Linked DNA regions of Mus musculus: region 2 is linked to region 1. Evidence: chromatin loops called from intact Hi-C (ENCODE). Cell type or tissue: left cerebral cortex. All regions are shown on one strand.

Region 1 (4,000 bases):
GACCCAAAGAAGACAGCAGGTGCTCATTAGACGTGTGAATTTTATTAATAATTAAATTCCATATGCAGAAACCAGGCCCACACAGTCCAAATGTGACTTTCTAGAAAGTTCCACGATAGGAAAGCAAATATCTGAGACCAGAAACCTTTTTTTCTGTCTTCCTAAGAAATGTGGAGCCTTAAAGCTACAGCTCCTGCATTTTCTTCTTTGTTTAATTGGCCCCTCTGCCCTTTATTCACAATATCAAGTAAAATTAAGTGGGGAGTATTATGAACAACAGGGGCTTTTTTCGTCACGACACTTATACTCAAGCATTTCTAGTATAAAAATATCTTACCAATCCTCCAGGTAAAGCATCAAGTTGCTACCTAATAATTTTCAAGTGTGGAGGAAAGGCTGCCTATTCTGTGACAGACACACAGCCTACCCCCTGTATTTCCTGTGCCTTCATTTCTTCAGACTGTTGTCTCTACCAGAGTTCAGAACTAAGTAGACTACATTAGTAATTGTTTGCCCATGTAAAATCTGTCTACCAATTTAGATTCTGCGTGATGGATTTAGACTCCAGATGCCAGGCTTTCTCTCCCACCCCACCCATCACGTATCTAATAGGAAGGTATTCCCTGTAGCTACTCACCTTCCACAGCCGTGCCCTGGGCCGCTTTGACCTACACAGTGTCAAGTACATCAGAGGTATCTGAAAGGCAGAGTGGAAGTCTGATGTGCACACAAAAATAGTCAGAATAGAATCACAATAGGATGGCTGCCTTTCTTCCTTCCCCAAAGTTGCCATTTCAGGTTTCAAGTGTCAACTGTGACTCCATTGTACTCTGGGAACTCGGAGGTCTCTGTGGCCCCACAGAAGAAGTACTTATCTGTTCCAGGGGTCTCTGGGAGACCTGGGTAGAGCCTGCCTCTTCTTGCTGAGAGCCCTGTTTCAGCCTGAAGGGGCCGGCTCATCCCTCCTAATCAGCAGGAGTGACTGTCAAGAGTCTGAGGGTACCAAATGATGAAGCAAGTCAGGAGAGACTAATCATGAAGGACTCACCCTGTGCCTGGCGGGTGCTATTTATAGACACCCCACCAGACAGGAATATATTAACATCATTCATCCAAATCTACCCTGTGATTCTCAGTCTTGATAGTGGCAAGTTCTTCTGTCACTGCTTCCATAATATTCTGGAATATTCGCTGCTTTATTTATTTCAGTTAAAATAGTGTCTCTTTCAGGAGAAGTGTTTTCTCACCTTCTTCCTGCTCCCTTAAAATCTCGATCTGGATTTCCATAGCAAGACATGGAGGAGGATAAAAACATAAGCAACACACCAGATGCTTTTGTGAAGTGGGTGGGTTTTCTTGCTTTTCTATGCTACCATGCAAATTGCTGCCATAACAATAGAGCAACGGAGTCCACTAAACAGACAAGAGATGGAGTCTTAAAGATCTTCAGACAGCAAAGAGAATGTGTATATGAGTGTGTGCGTGTGTGTATGGTCGTGTCAAGTGGTGGAAAATATGTATGTGTGTGTGTGTGTGTGTGTGTGTGTGTGGAGAGTGAGAGAGAGAGAGAGAGAGAGAGAGAGAGAGAGAGAGAGAGAAGAGAGCTATATAGCATATATATGCTCTCTCTCTCTGTCTCTCTCTCCAACCCTCTCTCCCTCCATCCCTTTATCCACCCCCATGTGTAATATGAAAGTTGAATTAAAATATGGTGTTTACAAATGTGTATCTGCACACCTGTGTGCATGCATACACAAGATTTTGTGAAGGAGAGAAATCAATCTCCTATTTCATTTCTTAAGAGCTATCCATCTTAATTTATTTTTTGAAGCAGGCTCTCTTACTGGGACTTGAGGCTTTCCACTTAGGCTAGACTGGCTGGGCAGTGAGCCTCAGGGACTTCCATTTCCCTCCTACCCCCAAGCCCTGGAGAATACAACTGCATTTGACTTTTTACTTCAGTGTTGGGAAGCAAACTCAGGTCCTCTTGGTTATGTGGTGAGCACTTTGCTAACTAAGCCATCTCCCATCTCTTATATTTTTAACTATTTGTCAGAACGAAATAAATTTTCCTAAGCAAAGACCTGCATCCTCTACTTACCTGCCCCTTTCTGGATACCAAACTGTGTGTTGACATATGTGTGCTTATATATTTTTTCTATCTGTATTAAATCATCAAGACTGTGATACTCCCAATTCAAGTTCAAAACATAAAAATTATTTAGCAGTTAAGAGAAATTGAAGAAGACCAGAGTTAAGTGCCTAATGCCCAAGTGTAGGGAGAGAAGAGGGATTTCAATCTCCTGTAATCCCAGCATCAGGGGATCTGCTGCCCTCTTCTGGCTTCCTTAAGTAAACACACACACACACACACACACACACACACCACTTTTGGAGAAATTTTTACATTTACAAACAATTATTATAATATCTTTGTCAAGTGCTTAAAATAGTTATTTCTTAGCTCAAAGCAGGTGTTCTAGGAGTTTGTCAGGGTTTCCTTAGTCAATGGGCTTTCTATGTGTGTTCTTCAGCTGCTTTTTCTAAAGGTCCTAAATTGGAGAAAATCAAATACTAATTCGCCATCATCCGATAAGGCTCATTTCCACATTTGATCTGGTCCTCAAAAGGATTAGCAACTGGATTTCTGTTTGCATAAATCTCCAATTACATCAAAAACTGAGAAAGTTCTTCTTATACCCAAAGATATCTTTTACCCCAGGCAGATAAAAGGCTGTTTCAGTATCCTTTGCCTCATTTTAAAAAATTAGCTACACAGCATTTCTAAAGTATTATTCTTTTGAACGTATTCATCTCAGGCACATTTCAGGAAAGGGAGAAACTTTCCACCTCCACTGATAACATATTGAGAAGTCACTGAAGATATAAAATGGCTTTCTAGAGAGAGGCAGGTGTGGTGCTGGGGTTTCTTGTTTCCCTTTCCCAAGCCTCTAGTATCACAAAGGCCTCCCAGGCTCTCTTAGGTGTTGCCTCATCCCCACTTTGTGGCTGGTCTGATAAATTCTGCACATCCTTCACTTACAGCAGCAGAAGCTATAGGAAACCACAGGAAATTTCATTTAGATAAGCCCGGGATTTGAAATGCAGAAGGTGTGTGTGACCTTCCCTTACACTGAGGTTAACTTTGACTTCTTCTTGAAATCTCCTGGAAGGTCAACTATAAAAGATGGATCCAGGTTCCAGTGCATAGGCTTGGTGTGCTGACACATGTCTGGAATCCCAGCACCTGTGCGGATGGAGGCAGGAGGATCAGGAGTTTAAGGCCAGTCTTGACTATAGAAGACCTTATTTCTAAAAGCCAAAACATATTTCTTAAAACAAACAAACAAACAAACAAACCAAGGTAGGAAAAAAAGAAAAGGCTGGTTCAAATGTGTAAAGACATGGATTTCTACAGACTTTCTTTCCTGTAGAACAAGAATGCCAAAATGTGATGGTCGAGTCTCCTCACATCCCAGTTTTCTGCAGTTGTCTAGAGTCTGTAGCAACTGGCAATGCTCAGACAACAAATAGGTAGATGACTGGTCACAGTGGGTTCCCAGGCAATTCTACAAGCTGCCTTCTTTCTTCAGTTTTCTCCATTATTCTTTCTAGAAGCATGACCCCCCCCCCCCAACCAAAGCCAGTCCTGCATCTGAGAAGCAATCTTCCTTAGAGTTTCTGCTGTTGTTTTCCCCATCCTGTACTCAGAATGGCTTAGGACAGAGCTTGGGCAAGAGAAAGCACATGGCTGTCAGTCTTTTGGATAAAGTATCAGAGATACAGACACTGTCTATCAAGAAGGCAAAGAGATGGTTTTTATTCAGATACAACTTCCACAATTTCCAGCCATCATTGGAAAGTGTGACTTTTGCTCTGGTTTCTTCTCTCTCTCTCTCTCTCTCTCTCTCTCCCTCCCTCCCTCCCTCTCTCACTCCCTTTCTCACTCCCTGTGTGTGTTACCTGTGAATGCATCAACTTTGGATAACCTCTTTTATCC
Region 2 (4,000 bases), 59 kb after region 1:
GGACAAGGGCACGTGTGCCCAGTTACATGTGGGTATGCACCCAGCACCCGTGGAAGGCAGATCGTGATGTATGTATAGAGACTCCAGGTCCATCCACAAGTCATTATCAACCACTTGTTTTTCCCACTTTATTCATCAAAACAGGCTCTCTCAATCAAACCCAGAGCTCATCTACAAGGCTAATCTCACTAGACAGCTCACTCTGGGAATCCTCTATCTCAGTCTCTGTGGCTGTGACTACAAATGAATAACCAGCACCCCCACCTGGATTTACATAGATTCTGGGGATCTCTGGTTCTGGAGCTTTGGGGACAAACATTTTAATCAGTGAGCTATTTCCCCCAGTTCCCAACTGTACTCAGTATAAAGATTCCATGTATAAATATAGTTAAACTCCAAATCAATTTTCTGTCTAAAACCACTGGTATTCTCTGATGCTATTTTGGAGGATATTTTCATTGGTTCCCCAAAACATCATGCATAGTAGTTGGCGGTGTTATGAAAACTCTCCAGAAAGAGTGAATTACTACTTGCTGAAGTCCTCAGAGTTAGGAAGGAGGAGGATAATAATTCTTACAATACAATTGGTTAATCCTATCCAAGATTTGTTGGCTTATTGCTTTTATTGCTAGTAGGCAACTACCTACCTCTCCATCTTGTATTTTAAATCAATGATCATTAGTTTACCCCAATATGGAAATATAGCTATTTGAGCTGCACTAATCTAGGCAATCCCCCTGCTTCTGCTGCACCAGTCAGCTCTAGTGACTGTAACAATCTGGTATTTCAGCCTGATCAGGTGTGATCTCAACTCACCCGCTATGGGCATCTTTCTGCACATGGTTTTTTTTTTTTTTTTTTTTTTTTTTTTTTTTTTTTTTTTTTTTGGTTGGTTGGTTGGTTGGTTGGTTAGTTGGTTGGGTTGGGTTGGGTTGGGTTGGGTTGGGTTTTTTGTTTCTTTGGGCTTTTTTGGTGTTTTTTGTTTTGATCCTCAAAGAGATCAACCAGAGCTGCACACAACACCTGGGCTCTCCAAAGTAAAGACCATATGTTCCAAGGCTTTGGGGGCTCATCTCTCTAAGCCCCTGATATTGTATTACCTGTTTCACTGGCCAAAATAAATGACAAGAGCAACCTAGATTCCACAAAATAGGAAGTGCACTCAAGTTCTTGGTTTCCCAGTAGCCCTGCCTTTATGCTCAATTTGTACTTTATTACAATTGGCAAACACATTAGTAAAAATAGAGTGATTCCAAGTAGTTCTCCCAGGGCCACGACTTTGAGCCTCTTGGCTGCTTCTATGTTGATGCTTTTATGGTGCTGTGTGCACAGCTGAGAGGCAGAGAATCTGTTAAATTTCACATGCTATTTGCTCCCTTGGCTGGAAGCTGTTCAGGACTGTGGGAACTGCACAAGTGTATTTGATAGTCCTAACTCCATTTGATTCTGCTTTTGTTCACTGGCTTGGAAAATGTCTCCAATATTTTACTTCAAAGTAAGTAATTTGCGAAAATTATATTGGAAATATTTGGCTGAGGCTGGCATACGGGTATCCTACACATTGTTAGCTCCCTTTTCTAAATTTAAGTTCCCTTCAGTGAAAATGTATTCAGTAAGCCCACAGCAGGTAGGTTCTGTCTGCTCATCTGCACACAGTCAACACTGATCCTGATTCAACCAGGCTTTAATTTAGCAATCTGTCCAGAAGCCTGCTGCCGTCCCACTCTTACTCCACAGCAGAGCCAAAAAAGCTCTACTGAGTGTAATTTAGACACTGAAAATGACTGCACAGCAAGCATTTGCAAAGCTGCAGTGTCACCGTTTACAGAGGGGCAGAGTACTCCACGTTAAGACCAGCACTGTGTTTATAACGATCTCAGAGTCTGTGCCCATAAAATGCCAAGACAAACAGCTGCTCTCAAATCTCATTCCCACTTTCCAAAAGGACACACACCAAGGTCACCACAGGCAAGTTAGCTTCCTTCTCTATTCTGTGCATGGATAGGAAGCACACAGTGCCTGAGGTCCAAACCTTGCCTCTCCCTCCTTTCTCTGTCTCCAGCTGTGAGCTGCTGCATCCCCAGAAATAGGTCATAGGTGTGCACAGGTGCAGATCTCATCTGGCTTTGAGCTACTGGGCAAGCTCCAGGATGACAAGTGCCCATGGCCAGCAGAGCTCATTCACAGCCATGATGGTGTGCTTAAATACTTCTTGTGTGGATTCACAGAAGGTGAAAACAGTATTGTTGATCTAGGATTTGCTTATTGACATAAAAGCGTAGCTTTCTGGATGCAGCCAGAGCAGAATTTCTATTTTAAGCAGCAAAAGCTGCTTTATGGCCAACCTTGGGGAAAAAGAATCCAAACACTCTGAAAGGTGCTGAAGCTGATATTTTTCACTCCACATTCAGAATCTAACCTTCCCAATCCCCCAATGCCATGAGCAGGTCCGTGTGTAACGGTGCACGTAGTGTGTCCACGTGTGTATATGTTTGTATTCATATAACTTATAGGGAAATGTTTACTACACGAAGCATGCTCACTTTGGCCTTGTCCTTTAAGATGCCCCGTGTGGCCACCATCAGCCTGTGTGAGATGTTAGACTTCGGTAGATTGCATGACTCATGAGGAAGGAACAGAAATGTGTTCCTTGTAATTCTGGAAGCTAGACAGTGCAAAATCAGGGTACCAGCAGATTTGGCTCCTGACAAAGGCTGTTTGTTACAGATGAACATCCAATCACAAATGTGGGGAAAGAGATAAGCAAGCTGTGTGTGGTCTCTTCTATAACGGACTCTAATTTCATTCTTACAAGTTCTACTCTCATGGTCTCAGAGCCTCCCACAGGCCCTGCCCTTTGCTTTAATCTTGACAGTGGGGATTTTGGCTTTGACTCTTTGTGGGGAGGAATAGGAAATTCTCCAGCATGGCAGACACCTTCTGTATCATCGCATGTAAATATCCCCATTCCTTCTAGCTATGAGAGTGACTCATTGTTTACATGTCTGTTTCAAAAATTAGTTTCTAAGGGTGAGCACTTTCATTGTCTCCAGTTAATGACACTATTAGGAGCCTAAGCAGACTAAGGAAGCCTCATGTCCTAGATTTTCAGGCAGCCTCACTTTCATTCTGTCTTTGCTAGTGACCCAGGGCAAGGTTCCCCACGTCTGCTGTCTCAGGATTCTCCAGAAGTTGTAAAAGCAACCAACCTATCTCCTTCAGTGTTAGTTGTATCCATTTAGTGATCACAGGGAAGACTGGAATATCTGCGGTTAACGTTTTCTATATCTTGTTCCAAAATATCTACAGGATAAGGTAATTCTTCCTTTAAAATCCTCATGTCGAGTTCTGAAGGCTGTATCAAGTTATCACAAGAAATATTAATCTCATCTTTCTCCCCACATTGATTTCAATTTATTCAAGTATTTGTGTTTTGAGGAATCAAAATGACTTTCAAAGATTAATTCTTGTTAATTTTTATACCCTTGCAACTTTAGGTACACATGCAAGAAAATTCTCCTAGACTTTTGTTGAGGAGCAAAAGCCTTATGAAAATCTGCTGAGTAATCTGATGTAAGTGAACATCATTAACGGACATAAAATGTATAATCTTTCTTTGTGGAAAGAGTACGGATACCCCGTAACACCACAAAATGACCTGGAATGCAGCTGTGTGTCATTTGTATGAGATGTGATCATATGTGTACATGTGTATAAGAATGGACTACGTATATGTCTGCTCTAACCAGTCCCAGGAAAATTTACACTGGGTCTTACTGATATGACCGGTAGGTTCTGAATCCTATCTGCCAGAGATCCCACTTGCAGGATATAGTTTATCAAATCAGAATCCTAGAATAACCTGTGTGGTGCTTAGTTTGGTTGTCTACTTGACACAACCCTGGGAAGACAGTCTCAGTGAGGAGCTTTCTAGATCAGGTTGACCAGTGGGCATGTCTGGGGGAATGTCTTGACTGTCTTGATTAATGAGGGAAGAAAC

The links. Hi-C counts contacts between places; a loop is a spot of excess contacts. Peaks named below come from ENCODE experiments on the same cell type or tissue, not always from the same donor. Only the 100,000 strongest peaks of a DNase experiment are listed, where the experiment ranks them.
Region 2: a loop joins it to region 1, with 4 times the contacts of the local background. A loop is called at or near these places in 1 of 42 quality-filtered maps.

The regions. Positions count from the first base shown.
Region 1 is chr9:111,895,135-111,899,134 of GRCm38, reverse strand. No RefSeq gene overlaps it. Among named protein-coding and RNA genes, the nearest start is that of 4930545L08Rik, 22 kb to the left of the region's middle. In left cerebral cortex, a CTCF peak has its summit at 2,333 (motif pointing left); a DNase peak (open chromatin) is centred at 1,317.
Region 2 is chr9:111,836,013-111,840,012 of GRCm38, reverse strand. No RefSeq gene overlaps it. Among named protein-coding and RNA genes, the nearest start is that of 4930545L08Rik, 81 kb to the left of the region's middle. In left cerebral cortex, no CTCF peak of the experiment used is centred here; a DNase peak (open chromatin) is centred at 1,718; H3K27ac peaks cover 370 bases.